2 separate regions of the Homo sapiens genome follow, and region 1 is linked to region 2. Evidence: read pairs that join two places in POLR2A ChIA-PET (ENCODE). Cell type or tissue: B cell. All regions are shown on one strand. Links, peaks and the distances in the headings refer to the core of each region. The heading gives the core; the rest is flanking DNA.

Evidence for each region. ChIA-PET counts read pairs that join two places held together with the same protein. Peaks named below come from ENCODE experiments on the same cell type or tissue, not always from the same donor. Only the 100,000 strongest peaks of a DNase experiment are listed, where the experiment ranks them.
Region 1: POLR2A ChIA-PET joins it to region 2 with 7 read pairs; 8 of 35 experiments call an interaction of 5 or more read pairs at or near these places.

Annotation. Positions count from the first base shown.
Region 1 is chr2:112,154,438-112,163,641 of GRCh38, reverse strand. It overlaps FBLN7 (fibulin 7), which reads right to left. Exons shown (of 8, transcript NM_153214.3): 2 at 3,807-3,966. Among named protein-coding and RNA genes, the nearest start is that of FBLN7, 21 kb to the right of the region's middle. RefSeq lists an enhancer at 6,275-7,104. In B cell, for the core only: no CTCF peak of the experiment used is centred there; a DNase peak (open chromatin) is centred at 3,891; H3K4me3 peaks cover 486 bases; H3K27ac peaks cover 526 bases.
Region 2 is chr2:112,249,400-112,258,603 of GRCh38, reverse strand. ZC3H8 (zinc finger CCCH-type containing 8) reads left to right here and starts at 3,562. Exons shown (of 9, transcript NM_032494.3): 1 at 3,562-3,696; 2 at 8,332-8,413. The coding sequence starts at 3,623. RefSeq lists a cis regulatory region at 1,578-1,829 and a silencer at 3,380-3,589. In B cell, for the core only: no CTCF peak of the experiment used is centred there; no DNase peak of the experiment used is centred there; H3K4me3 peaks cover 156 bases; H3K27ac peaks cover 42 bases.

The DNA.
Region 1 (9,204 bases), core at 2,935-5,434, 93 kb after region 2:
GCTGAGCATGAGGGACATGGTTCGAATCCTGGCTGCTCTGTGAAGATTTCCCGAAGGACTGATGTGGTTGGAGAGAGACGGGGTGAAGCTAGCCTGTTCCTCTTCTTTTTGCAACAGAGCATCACGCATGGGCGACGAGGGAATGCCCAAAGTTAGGATGGCTTGGATTTGGATTCAGTTTAGATGGAAATTCAGAGCCACTTCTAAAATGCATTTAAGGTAAATTCCAAGTGTCATTTGCCATGTTCATATTTTAAACAGGCACAAACAGAACTGTTGCTTCAACTGTGCAGGTCAAAGCAAGTGACAGAGTCACTGAGCATCCCCCATGAGGATGCACTGATCAGGGGTGTCCTGGACCAGAGGCCATTAAGGAGCGTGATGGGCCTCCCTGTCCAGGAGTGCAGCTGGCAGGATGGTGTAGCCCTGCCCAAAATCCCACCTGGGCCGGACACAACCTAGGGTTCTTTGAGGAGCAGCCGTGGCAGCCTGAGCTGGGGCGGAGGGAGGTGCCGGACCCTCCGAGGATGCTCGGTGGCCTTTGGTGATTGGGGAATATCTGCCCATTGCTGCATCGCCTTCCTTGAGTAAAGCTCCAAGTTGGCCCCCAGTGGTAATAACCTTGTGAGTAGCAAGCGAGTGAGAGCTCACATCCCAGGACTCGGCTGCTCCCGGGGTTCTGCCTCAGCCTCTGAAATAAATTACTTTATAGTTCTTTTTTTTTACATCTAGTACTTTATTGCGTTAAAGAGTTTTAAAATGCATTGGGGGAAAATAGTAGGGTCTCTTTGGGGATGAAAAATCTTTAAAAACCTCGACAAAAGAAAACTACCTGCAACTCACAAATACACCATACCTGAATAGATTGAACAGTATCTGGCACTTAATAGATGCTTAATAAATGTGAATGGAGTGGATTAATGGATACAAATTAATTAAAAATCAATTTGTAGTCACATCCCAAATGGGAGCTGAAGGCCCTTCTCTAGTGACAGAAGGGGAACGTGTCCTTTGGTTGATTCTGTTGGCGAGAAGCACATCCTACTGAGTGTGCAGAGCCACAGCGAAGCTCCCTGCGCCTTCCGAGGTGAAGTTAGCATGTAAGGAGTGAGACCCACAGTTAAGCAGTCTCAGCAACATGGGGACATGAATCCGCTGAGGCTGCTCTGGATGAACCCTGAAGCTGATGGGTTGTGATGATGCACCCAGGAAACAGGAGGGAGGTACTTCATATGGAAGCCAGAGAGGAAGACCAAGAATTCTCCAGAACTGGAAATTATTCTTCCTGACTCCCAGCAAATTCCCTTAAAAAAAAAAAAAAAAGGCAAAACAGGCCTGGCACAGGAGCACCCGCCTGTAATCCCAGCACTTTGCGAAGCTGAGGCTGGAGGATCGCTTGAGCCTGGGAGTTCAAGATCAGCTTGGGCAACATAGTGAGACCCCATCTTTACAAAATTTTCAAAATCAGGTGCAGTGGTGTGCACCTGTAATCCTAGCTACCTAGGAGGCTGAGGTGAGAGGATCGCTTGAGCCTGGGAGGCTGCAGTGAACTAGGATCACTCCACTGCTCTCCAGCCTGGGTGACAGAGCGAGACCTTGTCTCTCTTTTAAAAAGCAATAAGGTAGTTTTCCCACTATGTGCCATTTGATCTGGGCAGGTGTCTGGCTTTCCTCCAGGTGCGGGCCCAACCCCCACCACACCCTGAAAAGGGATCCTGACAGCTGCCTGTCCTCTGCAGGGCTGTCACAGGATCAGCCTCTGCACGCATAAAGTACCCAGCACGGGGTCCCCCACACACTTAGAAATACAATACATGATGGCGATTTTTTAAAAAGAGAATTTGGCACTTTAAAAAATGTTGTACATTTCAGAGATGAAAGCCCCTGAATCTTGGGAAGGAGGATGAATAATGTAATAATAACTGCCTTTCTATCTGTCTAGCGGGCAGGGCCCTCTCACATGGGCAGGGCCCTCTCACATGGGCAGGGGAATTGTATAACATTCCCTGTGGGCTCCACTGAAACTCCCAGGGACCGCAGGCAGCTCTGACCCCATGAAAACAAGGAAGGCTTTGTGGAGTCAGGCCTTGACCGCTAACTTACTTGTCTTGGCCTCAGTTTCCCCATCTGAGGCAGGAAGGAAAGACACCCTGCCTGCACCATGGAGTTGGGGTGTGTGGAGCCCCAGTGAGGGCTTGGGCCTCACAGTGCCTTGGAAAGTGTGAGGCTTGGCTGGTGGTTATTTCTGCAGCTGTGGAGCCAAGGAAAACAGGAACGGACTCAGTGCCGTTGAGAGCTGGATTTGCCACCATCATCTCCGAGAAGGTAGGAAATCCAACGCCTTCCCCAGGAAACTTCAACTCACTCAACAAAGACAGCCCTTGATAAATGTGTCTGCAGTGAGTAAATGATGTCAGATATTCCACAGGCTCCTGACTTTGAATGAACATGATGACTGGCCCCTGTCCCCCAGCACCCTAAGACACCGGAGGAAAACCAGCCGCCCATCTCTGGGTCTTGGCGGTGTGAAAGCTGTTACAGGGCAAGCATGAAAAAGTGCCCTTGTGTCTGTCAGAGTCCTGCCCTCATGGGAGGGAGTCTGGGGTGTCGGCTGTAGCCTCATCAGACAAGTGGAACTTGTCCTCAGCAGCCCTTCCCTCCCAACCGTCCTGGTACTAACGGGGACTCCCTGGAGGGTGCACTTTCACGCCTGAAGCACTGGAGCCAACCTTGGTCATGGACTGGAACCAGTGTATTGCACTGGCTCGGGCTGAGTGTGTGTGTGTGTGTGTGCGCGTGTGCGTGCGTGTATGCGTGCTTGTGTGTGCGTGTGTGTGCGTGCGTGTGTGCGTGTGCGTGCGTGTGCGTCTGCGTGTGCGTGCGTGTGTGCGTGCGCGTGTGTGCGTGTGCGTGCGTGTGCGCGTGCTTGTGTGTGTGCGTGCGTGTGTGCGTGTGCGTGCGTCTGCGTGTGCGTGTGCGTGCGCGTGTGCGTGCGCGTGTGTGTGCACGCACAGAGGGTGTGGAGGAACGCAGTGCTTTCCACTCAACTCTGCTATGAACTTAAAACTGCTCTAAAAAATTATCTTAAAGTAAAATCAAAAATGAAAACAAAACCAAAACTGGATCCAACTTGTGGACGGGGAAGGGAAAAGCAGTGCGTGATCTAAAAGTGGCGCCTTGCAACAGTTTGGTCCGTATGAAGACGTGATAGTTGTTAAGGCCAGAATGAAAAGGCTGAAGAAGAAAAGGGGTGACATTGAGGCTGAGGGAGAAGAAAGGGGGCAGCTGCCTTTCTAATGTGCTCCCCCCACCCCCACTGCCACCAACCAGGCTTACAAATGGGCCACAGATTGGCCCGGCGCGGTGGCCCACGCCTGTCATCCCAGCACTTTGGGAGGCCGAGGCGGGCGGATCACGAGGTCAGGAGATCGAGACCATCCTGGCTAACAAGGTGAAACCCCGTCTCTACTAAAAATACAAAAAATTAGCCGGGCGTGGTGGCGGGCGCCTGTAGTCCCAGCTACGCGGGAGGCTGAGGCAGGAGAATGGCGTGAACCCGGGAGGCGGAGCTTGCAGTGAGCCGAGATCGCGCCACTGCACTCCAGCCTGGGCGACAGAGCGAGACTCCGTCTCAAAAAAATAAATAAATAAATAAATAATAAATAAAAAAGGGGGGGCCACAGTTGGAAGATGGAAGGTGATGGGGGAAGGGTGAGGGGTGACGAGGGGCCTCCAGCTGGGAGCGTCTCGGGGAGAGTGCTCGAGTGCTGCGCTGCCGCCCCAGCGGTGCCGACGTGGGGACCCACCTGGAAGGGCATCTGGGCCCACCCTGCCCACAGAGTTCTGCAGCGCGGCCAGCCGGCTCTTCATGTGGCGGATGCCCTCGGCGAAGCGTGTCTCCTGGCCCTTCAGCAGCTGCTGCAGCTGGCGGATGGCCGAGAGGAGCTGCTGTTTGCTGAGACAGTTCTGCGGAGAGAAGACATCGCCGCCACCACCCATTGAGACTGACTCAGTCCCACATGCTTGTCTGAGCTTCCGAAATCGCCGAAGCCACGGGGTCCAAACCGCGTTTGAAGCTCACTCAACGCAACGTAAAAGTGACCTGCCGCTGGACAGCCCCAAGTACATGCATGGTAGCCCCAGTTCACCCCTTGACAAAAACAAAATGCAGGCAGGACGGATGACTCTAAATGACCGGGTGGATGAACAGTTATTTGAACCCAAAGAGCCTTATAATCACCACGCTGCCACTCTGAGAGATTCTCTCTAATTCTTCACTCTAAGTTAATGCTCTGAAAACCCTGGGCCTTGGCAAACATTTTCTTTCTGTCACTCTTAGACATTTTTAAAAGCAAAGGGCCAATAATACATGTAAAACAGGCAAAACAGGAATGCCCAATGGTTCCTATTCTTTAAAGACATATAACATGGGAAATAAGAAAAAAAAAAACTCACTAGAGTTAAAGAGGCATTCAATAAAAGTCAATGTTCAGTTCTGATGATTTTTTTTTTAAGCCATAGAAAGGCAGAAAATGGAGGATCATGCTTATCATGATAAAGGCTACCTAACTTAAAGCAGCATCAAGCATCATACTTTTTGTTTGCTTGTTCAAACAACAGAAACTTATTTCCTCACAGTTCCGGGGCTAGAAGTCCAAGATCAAGGCATCGGCAGTGTTAGTTTCTGGTGATGTCTTCTAGATGGCAGATGGCCACTCCCCGGAGGTGCCAGCATTCTACTTAATGCTAAAATTCTCAAGGTTTCCTGGCCGGGTACGGTGGCTCATGCCTGTAATCCCAGCACTTTGGGTGGTCAAGGTGGGTGGATTGCTTGAGGCCAGAAGTTCGAGACCAGCCTGTGCAATATAGTGAGACCTCATCTTTACAAAAAATTTAAAAATTCAGCCAGGCTCGGTGGTTCATGCCTGTAATCCTAGCACTTTGGGAGGCTGAGCCGAGCGGATCATGTGAGGTCAGAAGTTCGAAACCAGCGTGGCCAACATGGTGAAACCCAGTCTCAACTACAAATATTTTTAAAATTAGCCGGGCATGGTGGCAGGTGCCTGTAATCCCAGCTACTCGGGAGGCTGAGGCAGGAGAATCGCTTGAACCTGGGAGGCAGAGGTTGCAGTGAGCCGAGACTGCACCACTGCACTCCAGGCTGGGCAACAGAGCAAGACTCTGTCTCAAAATAATAAATAAAATAAAATAAAATAATTAAAAACAAAAAAATTAGCCGAGCCCGGTGATGTATGCCTGTAGTGCCAGCTACTTGGAAGGCTGAGGTGGGATGATTGCCTGAGCCTGGGAGGGAGGTTGCAGTGAGCTGCAATCACATCACTGCACTCCAGCCTGGATAACATTGAAACCCTATCTCAAAAACAACAACAACAACAAAACCAAACTAAATATTTCCAATCTCAACTGCCTTTAAGAACCAGGACAGGCTGGGCACGGTGGCTCACGCCTGTAATCCCAGCACTTTGGGAGGCCGAGGCGGGCGGATCACAAGGTCAGGAGATCGAGACCATCCTGGCTAACACGGTGAAACCCCATCTCTACTAAAAATACAAAAAATTATCCGGGTGAGGTGGCGGGTGCCTGTAGTCCCACCTACTCAGGAGGCTGAGGCAGGAGAATGGCGTGAACCCCGGGGGGCAGAGCCTGCAGTGAGCCGAGATCGCGCCACTGCACTCCAACCTGGGCGACAGCGAGACTCCGTCTCAAAAAAAAAAAAAAGAACCAAAGAACCAGGACAGGCTGGGTGCGGTGGCTCACGCCTGTAATCCTAGCACTTTGGGATCACTTGCATCCAGGAGTTCAAGACCACCCTGGGCAACAGACTGAGACCCTGTCTCTACAAAAAATAAAAAATTAGCTGGGCATGGTGGTGCTCGCCTGTAGGCAGGAAGATCACTTGAGCCTGGGAGGTTGAGGCTGCAGTGAGTCATGATTGCACAACTGTACTCAGCTTTGGTGACAGAGTGAGACCCTGCCTCAAAAAAATTAATTACCTAATTAAGAAAAAGAGCCAGGACATGAAAAATAGTAAAGGAGGGGTGAATCAAGTGGGGAGGGATGGGACCTCGGCCTTGTGGAGCAAGCAGGTCTCTACTAAGGCCATTCACATTCACTGGGGGCTGTGTGTTACAACAGCACAGCCTGGACTCTGCTGCCTGCACAGGAGACAGGAGACACATCAAGACGATGATGGTTATCTTTAGGGATAGGCTTATGGATTATGTTTTAATTTAATTTAATTTTTTTTTAATGAGATAGAGTCTCACTCTATCACCCAGGCTGGAGTGCAATGGCACAATCTCAACTCGCTGCAACCTCCACCTCCCGGGTTCAAGTGATTCTCATGCCTCAGCCTCCCTAGTAGCTGGGATTACAGGTGCCCACCGCCATGCCCCGCTAATTTTTGTATTTTTAGTAGAGACGGGGCTTCGCCATGTTGCCCAGGCTGGTCTCGAACTCCTGACTTCAGGTGATCTGCCTGCCTTGGCCTCCCAAAGCGCTGGGATTACAGGTGTGAGCCACCGCACCCAGTCTTAATTTTATTTTTTCTACTTAATTTTTTTTCTACTGAGTATTGGTTTTATAATTCAAAAAAACTCTCTAAAATACAGTGGAACAGTAAAGTGGCAGGGAGGTGTGTGGCCCCCACAGCCAGGGTGGCTTCCAGCCTCACCAACGAAGCACCACAACCACAACCACCACCACCACCGCGGTGGGAATGGAGCCACTGCCGCTCTCCCAGGGAGGCTGCCAGGCCTCTGCACCGTGGAGATTTCACCAAACAGATGACTCACTGGCCAGACTGAATGGATGCTTTTGACACAGTTGAATCCCCAGTTGCCCCTGGAATTCGTTAATCCCGGGGGCTCCTGGGCCTCCACCATACCCAGGGCCTGACCAGGCACAGCCCCAAACGCAATTGCTCGGAAGAGAAGTTTGGTTTGTTTTCCTTCCTCCTCCCACGTTGTGGTCCCTCCCACGCAGGTCCTGGGGCACTCAGGAGCGACCTCCTGCAACCCCGTACCTGCCCAGCACCGTGCAGCCCTGCCACCCAAACCTGATTTCCCACACCCACGTCCCCTTCCTTAAAAAAGGGGGGCTCTGCTTTTATAGATGACTTCATGGTTTATATGTCAATTGCATTTGTGTACTTCAGTCTACAAAGAGCTTCTTCGCTGTAACAAAGAATAGTTCAGCTACTGGCCGGCAGCAACCCCGTGGAGAAACGGGGCTTGTCTCCATTTCATAGAGAAAGATATGGAGGCTGAAAGTCAAACACCTTCCCCCAAATCATGGGGCTTAGGAGCAGTAGAGCCAGGCCAGGAAGTCTGACTCCCACCCAGCCCCGCCGGCCACCCCAATGGACTGCCTCCTTTGTTCTCACAGGCTCCTGTGTGGTGAATGATCTTATTGATGAATTTGCACTAGGGATTGATAGGACTGAGCCCAAATGCCCCACAGTAGATTTCTCACTCCCGTGCAAAGTTCAGGTTGGGCACCTGGGCAGCGGGGGCAGGAAGCGTGAAGGGAAGGTGGAGGAGACGTCCTTGCCCACATCCAGCCAGGCGAACAGCTGCCTCCTGCGCTACGAGCTGGCCAGGCCCTGACAGCTGAAAGTGGGTTCGCGGAGCCGCAGCTGCCCCGGGTACATGGAGGGCTCAGTTTTGAAGCCGGGAGAAATCTGTGCCAAAGGCTGCGCTGGGAAGGGCAAGCATACTGCCAGGAACCTGGGGTGATGGCCTGGGGCTCCAGGAAGTAAAGGAAGCAGGGGAGTGTGTGTGGAGGGACAGGGTCTTGTCTTCTACTTGGCCGCTGGGCAGCCAAGTATTTCTAACCCCAGTGCTGCTGGCTCCAGGCACAACTGCCCTCTGCTTCCGGTGCCACTTCCTGCTCCGTGGGCAACAGGCGCCAGCTGCTTTCTCCCCGGTGCTCATTGAGGGTGAGATGTGCCCAGCTTGCCAGTTACCACGGAAAAACCTTAAACATCTTCAAGACCAAGCAAACCAAGGCTGCATCTCCGTCCCAGGCGGGGAGGGAGACAGGAAGGCTCCAGGCTGACTTGCCGAGGGAAGGTGAGGAGGCTGTGGCCCATCCCAGCCTCCAACCTCTCTGGGGTGAGGCTGATGAAACAGAGCGTGGTACAAGGAAGCATCTTGCTGCTCTCGGCAAGCCAGCATGCCGGGGCTGGGGCCAGGGAGCCCGAGAAGCAGAGAGTATCCGTGCCTTTGACATGAGGTTTGAGGGTCTGAGCTGCAGCTGCTCCTAACAGGGCAGGTCCTGGATGCCATGCTCATCTGTCACCTGAGTTGGTATAGGCACAGGCATCACCGAGCTCCTTTGCAAAGCTAGATGATGAAGCTGGAATCCTTACATACCAAGACATGCACCCATGAGACCCACATTATGGGGACAAATGAGGTCATGTGAGGGGCCTGAGACCCCAGTGCCCCCTTTTTCCAAGCTGAGAAAGCTTTATCATTTTGCTTGATCATAAAAAGAAAGCATAATCTCTGCAAAACAATTCAAAATACAGAAAAATGCATTCAAACAAAGAACAAGTCCCACAACCAGAGACAACCACTGTTAACTTTTCGTTGGGTTTCAAGTCTTGGGTTAGACACAGGTGCTCCCTTGCACAGACGTCACCATGCAGCCCCACAGGATGCAGGCTCTATGTCAGCTCTTTCCCCTCAACACTGGCTGTGGCATCATTTTCATGTTAACGAGCAGAGCAACCGGCCTGTCTCTGAGTCTCAATTCTCATTCCTCAATGCACTCTTTTCAGTCTGGGCAGGGGGCTCCTTGCCCACAGCCACAGTTGTCTGCCATTCCCCTCCCAAACCCACCACCCTCCCCTGCTCTGAGCCATGCATGGAAGCAGGCCATTTCCTTCCATGCACATGTGGTCCTTGCTGAGGTCAGGCCAAGGGTGCTGTGAGGGGCTATGGGATGGACAGGAAGCCGGCCGGACCCTCAAGGGCTGTCCACCTGCTGCTCAGTGAAGGGCTGGCTTTTGGGTGAGGCTTTCCCATCTCAGGGTTCCAGGTCCCAACAGTGAAAAGCAACCCCAGGCTCCGCACAGCCCTCGAAGCTGACCTCCCACTCTCCAAGGTGGGAGTGGGTGAAGGTCAGATCCAGACAGGGCAGCAAGGGGAGGCCCCTGCACACCAGGAAGGACAGAGC
Region 2 (9,204 bases), core at 4,494-6,993:
GTATCAGAGCATCATTCCTTTTTATGGATAAATAATATCCTATGTGTATATCACATTTTATCCATTAATCAGTGGATGGACACTCGGTTTGTTTCTACCTTTTGGCTATTGTGAATAATGCTGCAATTAACATGAATGTACAAATATATGTTTCAGTCCCTGTTTTCAATTCCTTTGGGTATATACCTAGGAGTGGAATTGCTGGGTCATATGATAATTTTATGTTTAGGCCATCTGCTTTATAATAATAGGGAATTTCACTTTTCTATTGCTATAGAGGACAGCAAATTGGCCTAAAACTTTGTGGTTAAAAAAACAAACATTGATCTTCTTTATTATTATTATTATTTTTTGAGATGAAGTTTTGCTCTTCTTGCCCAGGCTGGAGTGCAATGGCGCGATCTCGGCTTACTGCAAACTCCGCCTCCTGGGTTCAAGCGATTCTCGTGCCTCAGCCTCCCAAGTAACTGGGACTACAGGCATGCGCCACCACACCCAGCTAATTTTGTATTTTTAGTAGAGACGGGGTTTCACCATGTTGGCCAGGCTGGTCTCAACCTCCTGACTTGAGGTGATCCACCTGCCTCAGACTCCCAAAGTGCTGGGATTACAGGCGTGAGCCACCACACCTGGCCCAACATTGATCTTCTTATATCCTCTGTGGGTCACGAATCTGCGAGCTGCTTAGCTGGGTGGTTCTGTCCCACAGTTTCTCACGGGATTGCTGTCGAGATGTCTTCTGGCTTGCTTAGTGCTGGGAGATCTGTTTCCAAGGTACCTCACCCACATGGCTGGCTCTCCACAGGCTGCCTGAGTGATTCATGACATGGTGACTGACTTCCCTTCATGCAGATGATTCAAGAGAATAAGGCAGAAACTACAATGTCTTCTTATGACCTCAGAAATCATGCATCATCACTTTTGCCACATTGTATTTGTTAGAAATAAATAAGTAAATCCTATCCACATTAAAGAAGAGGGGACTAAATCTCCAACTTTTGCAGGGAGAAGTGTTAAGGAATTTTTGAACACATTTTAATATGACCACACCATCCACTGATTTTTTTTTTTTTTTTTTGAGATGGAGTCTCACTCTGTCTCCCAGGCTGGAGTGCAGTGGCGCAATTTCAGCTCACTGCAACCTCCGCCTCCCGGGTTCAAGCGATTCTCCTGCCTCAGACTCCTGAGTAGCTGGGACTACAGGCGTGCGCCAACCCGCCCAGCTAATTTTTGTATTTTTATTAGAGACAGGGTTTCACCATTTTGGCAGGATGGTCTCTATCTCTTGACCTTGTGATCCACCGGCCTTGGCCTCCCAAAGTGCTGGGATTACAGGTGTGAGCCACCACGCCCAGCCCCATCCACTGATTTTTAAAAATTTCAGTATTATATTTTTTATTTCTAGAAGTTCTACTTGGTTACTTCTCCCCAATTTCTCTATGACACTTTTTATAGTTTCTTTTTTATTAGTTAGATATTACTATGTAGTAAACTACTTAAAAACTTAGTGGCTTAAAACAAGGACCATTTATTTATGTGGGTTAGTAATTTGGACTGGGATCATCTGAGAGTCTTTGGTTCTCTGCAGGACTCCATCATGTGTGTGCTCAGCTGTATGTTGCCTAGGAGGCTTTGCTTTTAGGGTTTTGCTAGCTGTTGACTGGGTGTTTTCGCTGTCCTCCATTAGCCTTATCTTCTACATGCCTCTCCCTTATCGTCAGCAGGGTAGCCTGAGTTTATTGTCCTGAAGAAGGCAGGCATATAAGAGACAGCAGACACATACAAAGCCTCTTGGGGCCTTGGCTTGGTATTGGCAGGCCACTTCTGCATTCTACTAGCTAAGACAAGTCATTCTATCAGGCAAAATCAACTCAGATTAAAGAGGAGGTGAAATAGATCCTACCTCTTTATGGGAGGAGCTGCAAAGTCACATTGCAAAGGACATGGATACAGGAAAGGTTGGAGAAATTGGGGCCTTTTTTGGCATCAATCTAACACAAACATATGTAGCCTTTTATATAGTCTTTGTCTGAAAATGCTAGTGTCTGATGCCTTTGCAGGTCAGATGTTTTAGCTGCTTTTTACCTACCAATCTAATTTTCATTTGTGTCTGGTTATCTTTTGCTGTATGTTGGATATTTTATATAAAAAAGTGTGTATGGTAACAATTTGGGTTCTATAATAATGCTTCCTGCTAAAGAGGGGGTAATTCTAGTTTTTATCTCCTTAATTCAATTTTTTCTCTGAATTTTTAGTAATGATTCATGTTCCATAGGTGATGGCCTACAATATAAACAACATGGGAAAGTAGAATTTCCCTGGGGAAGATGTCTGGCTTCAAATAGTTCCCTTCACTAATCGGTAAAGGGATCCTGATTCATGCCAAGAATCAAACACTCCCTTCACTTACAGAAGCAAGTCAGGTTCTCTATCACTGGCCCAACCTAGGGTTTGAGCCTTCCTTTCTACAGGTCCCTTAAATGGCATTACATTGAGCAAAACTGAGCAATTTCCTGTTCTGCAACAGCATGCTCTATTTTCCTGCCTTCATACAATTCTCTCTACTTGGAATGCCCACTTCCTCTTTTCCTATGGAAATATCTCAAGACCCAGCTCAAATACTCCCTTCTCAAGAAGCCTTCCCAACTGGATGCAATTTTTTCCCTCTTCTGAATTCTCTTAGTATTTGGTACTTTTTAACGGACTTTTCTGTCTTGAGGTTACTTGTGTATTCATTTTAATTCCCATTCAATTGTAGAGACCCTACAAGTTACATTACCTGACTACACATCTGTTTATTCATTTCAAAACTGTGAATGGTAATAGAACATCTTTTACAGGGCTGTTGTGAGGATTAAGTTAGCTAACATGTGAAACGCTATTTCTAAGGAATAGTAGTGGAGTGCTCAGATAAATGTTAGCTGTTACTACCATCCCTTAGAAATACTGTGATTTTGATGGAAGAGTTTTCACCAAGGTGAAAGCAGAATCCTAACAACTAATTTTAAAAATTCTGGGCTGGGGCCGGGCGCGGTGGCTCACGCCTGTAATCCCAGCACTTTGGAAGGCTGGGGCGGGCGGATCACGAGATCAAGAGATCGAGACCATCCTGGCCAACATGGTGAAATCCCGTCTCTACTAAAAATACAAAAATTAGCTGGGCGTGGTGGCAGACACCTGTAGTCCCAGCTACTCAGGAGGCTGAAGCAGGAGACTTGCTTGAACCCGGGAGGCGGAGGTTGCAGTGAGCCGAGATCACGCCACTGCAGTCCAGCCTGGACGACAGAGCTTGACTCTGTCTTTAAATAAACAAACAAACAAACAAATAAATAAATAAAATAAACAAAATTCTACTATCTGAGGTAAAGGACGAAAAAGCTTACAGAAGGGCAACCACGGCGGCGCCTGCGCAGAGCCGAGGCGAAGGAGGCAGGGAGAGACCCGGCCTGCCCAGAGTCGCGGAGGGCGGTGCAGCGCATGCGCGGGGCAGGTGAGGCTGCGCGGGGCGGAGCCTGTGGCCCTGGCGCGGCTCTGGGTCCGTCTCGTCGCGTCCGGGTTGTCACTCTCTCGGGTTGTTACTCTGTAGCTTCCCGGCTCGCGAAAGGGAGGACCTGTCTGGGTCATGGATTTTGAGAATCTTTTCTCAAAACCCCCCAACCCGGCCCTCGGCAAAACGGCCACGGACTCTGACGAAAGGTGATCCCATATCTTTTCATCTTTTGAATGCAGGGGCTCAGCGGGACTCCGCCTCTTAGTTTCTTCTGGATTGGAGGCAGTCCGGGGCCACGTCCGGGCCGCGTCGCGAGGGCCCGTGGGGAGCACGTGGGCCGGCCGGGCGCCACCGTCTGACCTATAGAGGTCGTGCGGGGTCCGGGTGGGAGCAGAAGCTGAACGCGGGGCTCAGGCTTAGGCCGTCAGGGCCGGGGCTGTCGAGAGCCTGGGCGGGGGAGCGGGGTGGAGGCGAGAAGGCTCCGGGATGCGCCCCTTTCTCTGCACAGCAGCGGGTGAGGAGCCCGCCTCTGTGGTCCCGTAGCGTCTGTCTTTACCGTTGTTGCCTGTTTCCACGAGACCGTAAACTCCCAGAGGACACTGATGTGACCTTTTTCACTGACACCTCCTAGGTTCTTTTCTGTAGAAAGGATGAAACCACAAGTTTATTGAAAGGTAAAGAATAGGCAATACTCTGCCATTAGTCCACTGATTTGCATGGAAAGACCCTAAAGACCACAATAAAGCAACAGACGTCATTTGGACTTAATATTTCCATTAGGTTGGAAAAGCAAGTGAGACTCTTGGTCAGATGGCCCTAATTTGTAGATTATATTTTTGGAGCAGTGTCTAGTGATTTGAAATGCTAAAAACCACCATCTTTGTTCTTAAACCTACGTCTTTTATTTCCCTCAACTGAGATATATTTCCAGTTGTGATTGATTTTACCATTCGATATTGGTCAGCTGTTCACTCTATCTCAAATTTTACCTTAACTGATCATCCAGAGCTTTACCTTGTGCTTTACATGAAATAAATCACTTAATCCTCAAAACAAACTTAAAGAGAAGATGATGCCGTCCTCGTTTTACAGATGGGAAAACTGAGGCACGGAGAGGCTAAATAACCTGCCGAGATTGCACAGTGTAAGTGGAAGAGCTATGTCCAGGATCCATGATTTTATCACCAAGCTTCTCATGCAAAATGACTAAAATTTTAAAATAAGCCCTATAAATATTGGAAAGAGACAGATACACTAATTACTTGCAGATGATATAATTTACTAAGAAAAATAACTGGTACTAATTGATATGTTATAAAATACATAAGAATTCATCACACAAAAAAAAGATAATAGCAACATTTAAAAATCCGAACAGCAGCTATCAGTTTCAAAGTGTGTTGGACACAAGCTCCATTCCCCAAAACTTGACTGCAATACATAAAAGACACTTGGAATTTTGCCAAAATGATGGGTGAAGGATGGTATGGAAGTATGGTGAGCTGTCCATATTATTTGCCCATTTTTCTCCTTTTTGGTCTTTTTCACATTCTAGGATCTCTTATCTGCGAATACTTTACTCCCAATTGTCATTTGTCTTTGCCTATGGCATTATTTTTCAATGTAAAAAGGAATGGGGATGTTGTGGTTTGGTTTTATGCAGTCAGATGAATCAGTCTTTTCTCATATGGTTTCTGGTTTTTTTTCCGAGTAATTTGTGATGGGAATACTTCTCATTCATTCAAAAAATCGTATTGAGCACCTGCTACGGCCTTGGGGATATAGTAGTAAATGAAGAAGAGATGAAAATTTCTGTACTAATGAATTTACATTATTAGGGGAAGGGGGAGACATACATAAATATATCATATTTTAGGTGGTACTAAATGCCCTGAGAAAATGAATGAAGGGTAAGGGGAAAATAAGCACTGGTGGGATGGTAGGGAGGGAGTAGTTTTGTGGGTTTTTTTTTTATTTTTTTGAGCAGAGTCTGGCTCTGTCGCCCAGGCTGGGGTGCAGTGGCGCGATCTCGGCTCACTGCAAGCTCTGCCTTCCGGGTTCACACCATTCTCCTGCCTCAGCCTCCCGAGTAGCTGGGACTACAGGCGCCTGCCACCACGCCCGACGTATTTTTAGTAGAGACGGGGTTTCACCATGTTAGACAGGATGGTCTCGATCTCCTGACCTTGTGATCTGCCCGCCTTGGCCTCCCAAAGTGCTGGGATTACAGGCGTGAGCCACCGCGCCCGGCTGGGAGGTGTAGATATTTTAAGAAGGTAGATAAGGAAAGCCTCACTGATAACATTGGTAAGTTTTAAAAATCTGTGTAGGGACCTGAAGGAGGTGAGGGGGTTTCATAGTCCAGAGGGGTGGAGAGGAGTCTGTATAAAGGTCCTCAGACGGAGTGAGCTTGGTGTGATTGGGTTAGGGGAGCAAAGTGGCCAGGACAGCTGGGGTGGAGTAAGAGGGACTTGGAAGTCTGCGAGGTACTGGGGTAGGGTTAGGGGAGCCCAATCATGGAGGAACTGGTAGGTGCCGAAATAAGGACTTTGGCTTTTACTCTGAATGAGACAAGAGACCATTGGAGGGTTTTTCAGCAGAGTGACATTTGAAATATTTTAGCAGGGTCATTCTAGTTGTGTTGAGAGTAGAATGTAGGGGTGCCAGAGCAGCTTGGATTGTTGTATTAGTGGCAAGAAGTGGTCAAACGTGGGTATGTTGAAGATAGAATAAACTGGATTTCCTCAGAGATTGGATGGGGATGTGAGAGAGGAATCAAGATTGACTTTAAGGTTTTGGTAGGGATCTTGAGAGGGATGGTGTTGCCGTTTTAGATAGCAAGAAGGATTAGGCTTCAGAGAGAAGAGCAAGAGTTCAGTGTTGGATGTTTTAAGATTACATATGTCTAGTAGATGTTCAGGTGGTTATGTTGACTAGGAAGTTAGCTCTGTTTGGATTTAAGAAGAGGGGTTTGGGTTAGAGACTTGGATATTGAAATCAACTACATACAGATGATATTCATAGTGATGATATAGAAAGGGATAGCCTGGAATGAGAATATAGATGAGAATATAGACAAAGAAGAGAAGAGGTGAGAACTGACTTTGAAAGTTGTGAAGATAAGGAACCAACAAAGGAGACTGAGAAGTAGTAGCTGTGGAAAGAAGAAACTAGAAGAGCCCACTATCTCTGAAGCTAAGTAAAGAACATGTTTTACAGAGAAGAGGTGGTCACCTCTGTCCTATCCTGCTCATAGGTCTAATATGGGTGCTGAGTATTGTAGACCTTCACAGTGAAAGTAGACATCTATTTAGAATGGGCAGTGTTGAATAACAGTGTGATTGTAGGGCACATACTTGGGAGCTTTGCCTGCCTGCTGGGGCTCAGATCTCAGCTCCACCATGTATTAGCTCTGTGACAAGTTACATATCCTTTCTGTGATTGTTTTCTCATCCGTAAAATGGGCTTTTAGTATGTATGTCATAACACTGTTGTTTGTGGTAAGTGTTACGTGTATGGAGCAGCATCTGGCACAGAGTAAGCATCATTCAAGTGTTGGCTGATGCTGTTACTGCTATTGAGGTCATTATTGTCATTATTCCTCTGCCTAAGGAGAGGTTGCCTCCTACTCCATGAGATGATTCATTACTGGAAACTATAGCTATAAAGATTCACAAGTATTGGGGTTTTTGGTTCTTGTAATGGTGGCTTCTGTAGCAGGCTCACAACTTAGTACCTCATCTGATGGATGTAACTCTGGAGCTCTGAGTCAGTGTAAACTGTTGAATTGGACAAAGCTGTGAAGCCTGAGCTCCTGTAACTTTGAAAGAACAGCCACGGAGCCACTGTTCACATTCTCCTTGTGCTGTCAGTGCTTTCCCTTTGTAACATGTTCTCTTGAGATGGGACACATTCCCCAATTCCTTGCCTTTATCTGGTGTGTAACTCATATTTTAATTCACAGCTTTTCCCAATCTTGTGTTCAATAGTCACCACTTACTAAGATAATATTTTCTTCAGCTCCCTATATTTCTAGTATCAACCATTATTCAGATACATCTATACATTTTATTGTCTTCTTTGTTCACCATGTTCTTATATTTCCCATCCCTCTTGGGTTCATATTTAGTTTTGCTGGAATAGCCTCAAGTAATTGTCTCAGACTGTTATATATATGCATGGTCAACTTCTCAGTCCTGTAAGTCTGAAAACAGTTTTTCTTTTTCATCTTTACACTTAAATGTGTTTGTCTCGCTCCTAATCTCAAAAGGCACTCTGCATTCTGCCTAAAATACCCTTCTCTCTCACATTCCTCTTTCCTCTTTTTTGGCTAACTCATAAGTATCATTTAGGCTCTGAATGCCTCTGATCCCCAAGTCTGGGTTGTGTTCCCCATATATGCCCCTATACTTACCATACCATATTGAAATAGCTTTATTTTTTTCTCCCAAGGAGATAGAAAGCTCTCAGAACACAGTGACAGGGTCTGTATTTTTCATTGTTGTAGTCCAGGGCCTAAGGCCCGGAGCCTCGTACATGGTGGGTACTTAGTAGTTGTTGAATTAATGGAATGATGGATGAATGAATGATTTATATAGCTGCTAATACTTGAACATTAAGGCTTTATAATCTAAAATTTTACAGGCTATTCATAAATATATATGGACATTTATTGGTCATCATAATTTTGTACATTTTCTGGAGTATTTGGTATAGAATTTGAATTTGTAATTTCTTTGAGGGTAAGTTGAAGACAAGCCAAAGCAGTGAATTGTAACGCTGTGGTATGAACACTTCAGGTTGAAAAAACTCTTTTGTGTTATTTGATATTTTTGCTACAGAATCGATGATGAAATAGATACAGAAGTTGAAGAAACACAAGAAGAGAAAATTAAACTGGAGTGCGAGCAAATTCCCAAAAAAGTAAGATTAAGTTGACCACTGTTTAAGTTGAAAACGCAGATTTTTTTTTCTCAGTTTCACATGGAACAACAAAAAAAGAAAAAACAGATGGAAATGGATATGAGAAATTAATGAAGGATCCTACTTGTCTCATTTTACCAGCATTTGGGACCCAGTTACTTATATCAAAGAAAACTGGTTATACTTTTTAAATAAATTATTATTTAATAACTTTATTGTCATTTAACATGACATATGTTTAATAATTGCATTTATTTCTATTTTTGTTATTTCTGAAATGGACTGTAAACAGTTTCAAAAGCTTCTTTCAAGTTGGGTTAACATTTTTGAGGGTTATGATTTGTTAACTTAACCAACCTTAGTGATTTATAGCTTAAAGCCCGTATTAGTTCATTAGGGCTGCCATAACAAAGTACCACAGACTGGGTGGCTTAAACAACAGAACTTGGCTGGGCGCGGTGGCTCACGCCTGTAGTCCCAGCACTTTGGGAGGCCGAGGTGGATGGATCATGAGGTCAGGAGTTTGAGACCAGCCTGGCCAATATGGTGAAACCCATCTCTACTAAAAATACAAAAAAATTTAGCCAGGCATGGTGGCATGCACCTGTAGTCCCAGCTACTAGGGAGGCTGAGGCAGAAGAATCACTTGAACCCAGGAGGTGGAGGTTGCAGTAAGCCAAAATCCCGCCACTGCACTCCAGCCTGGGCAACAAAGCGAGACTCCGAATCAAAACAAAAACAAAAACAAAAAAAACCCCAGAACTTTATTGTCTCAAGGTTCTGGAGGCTGG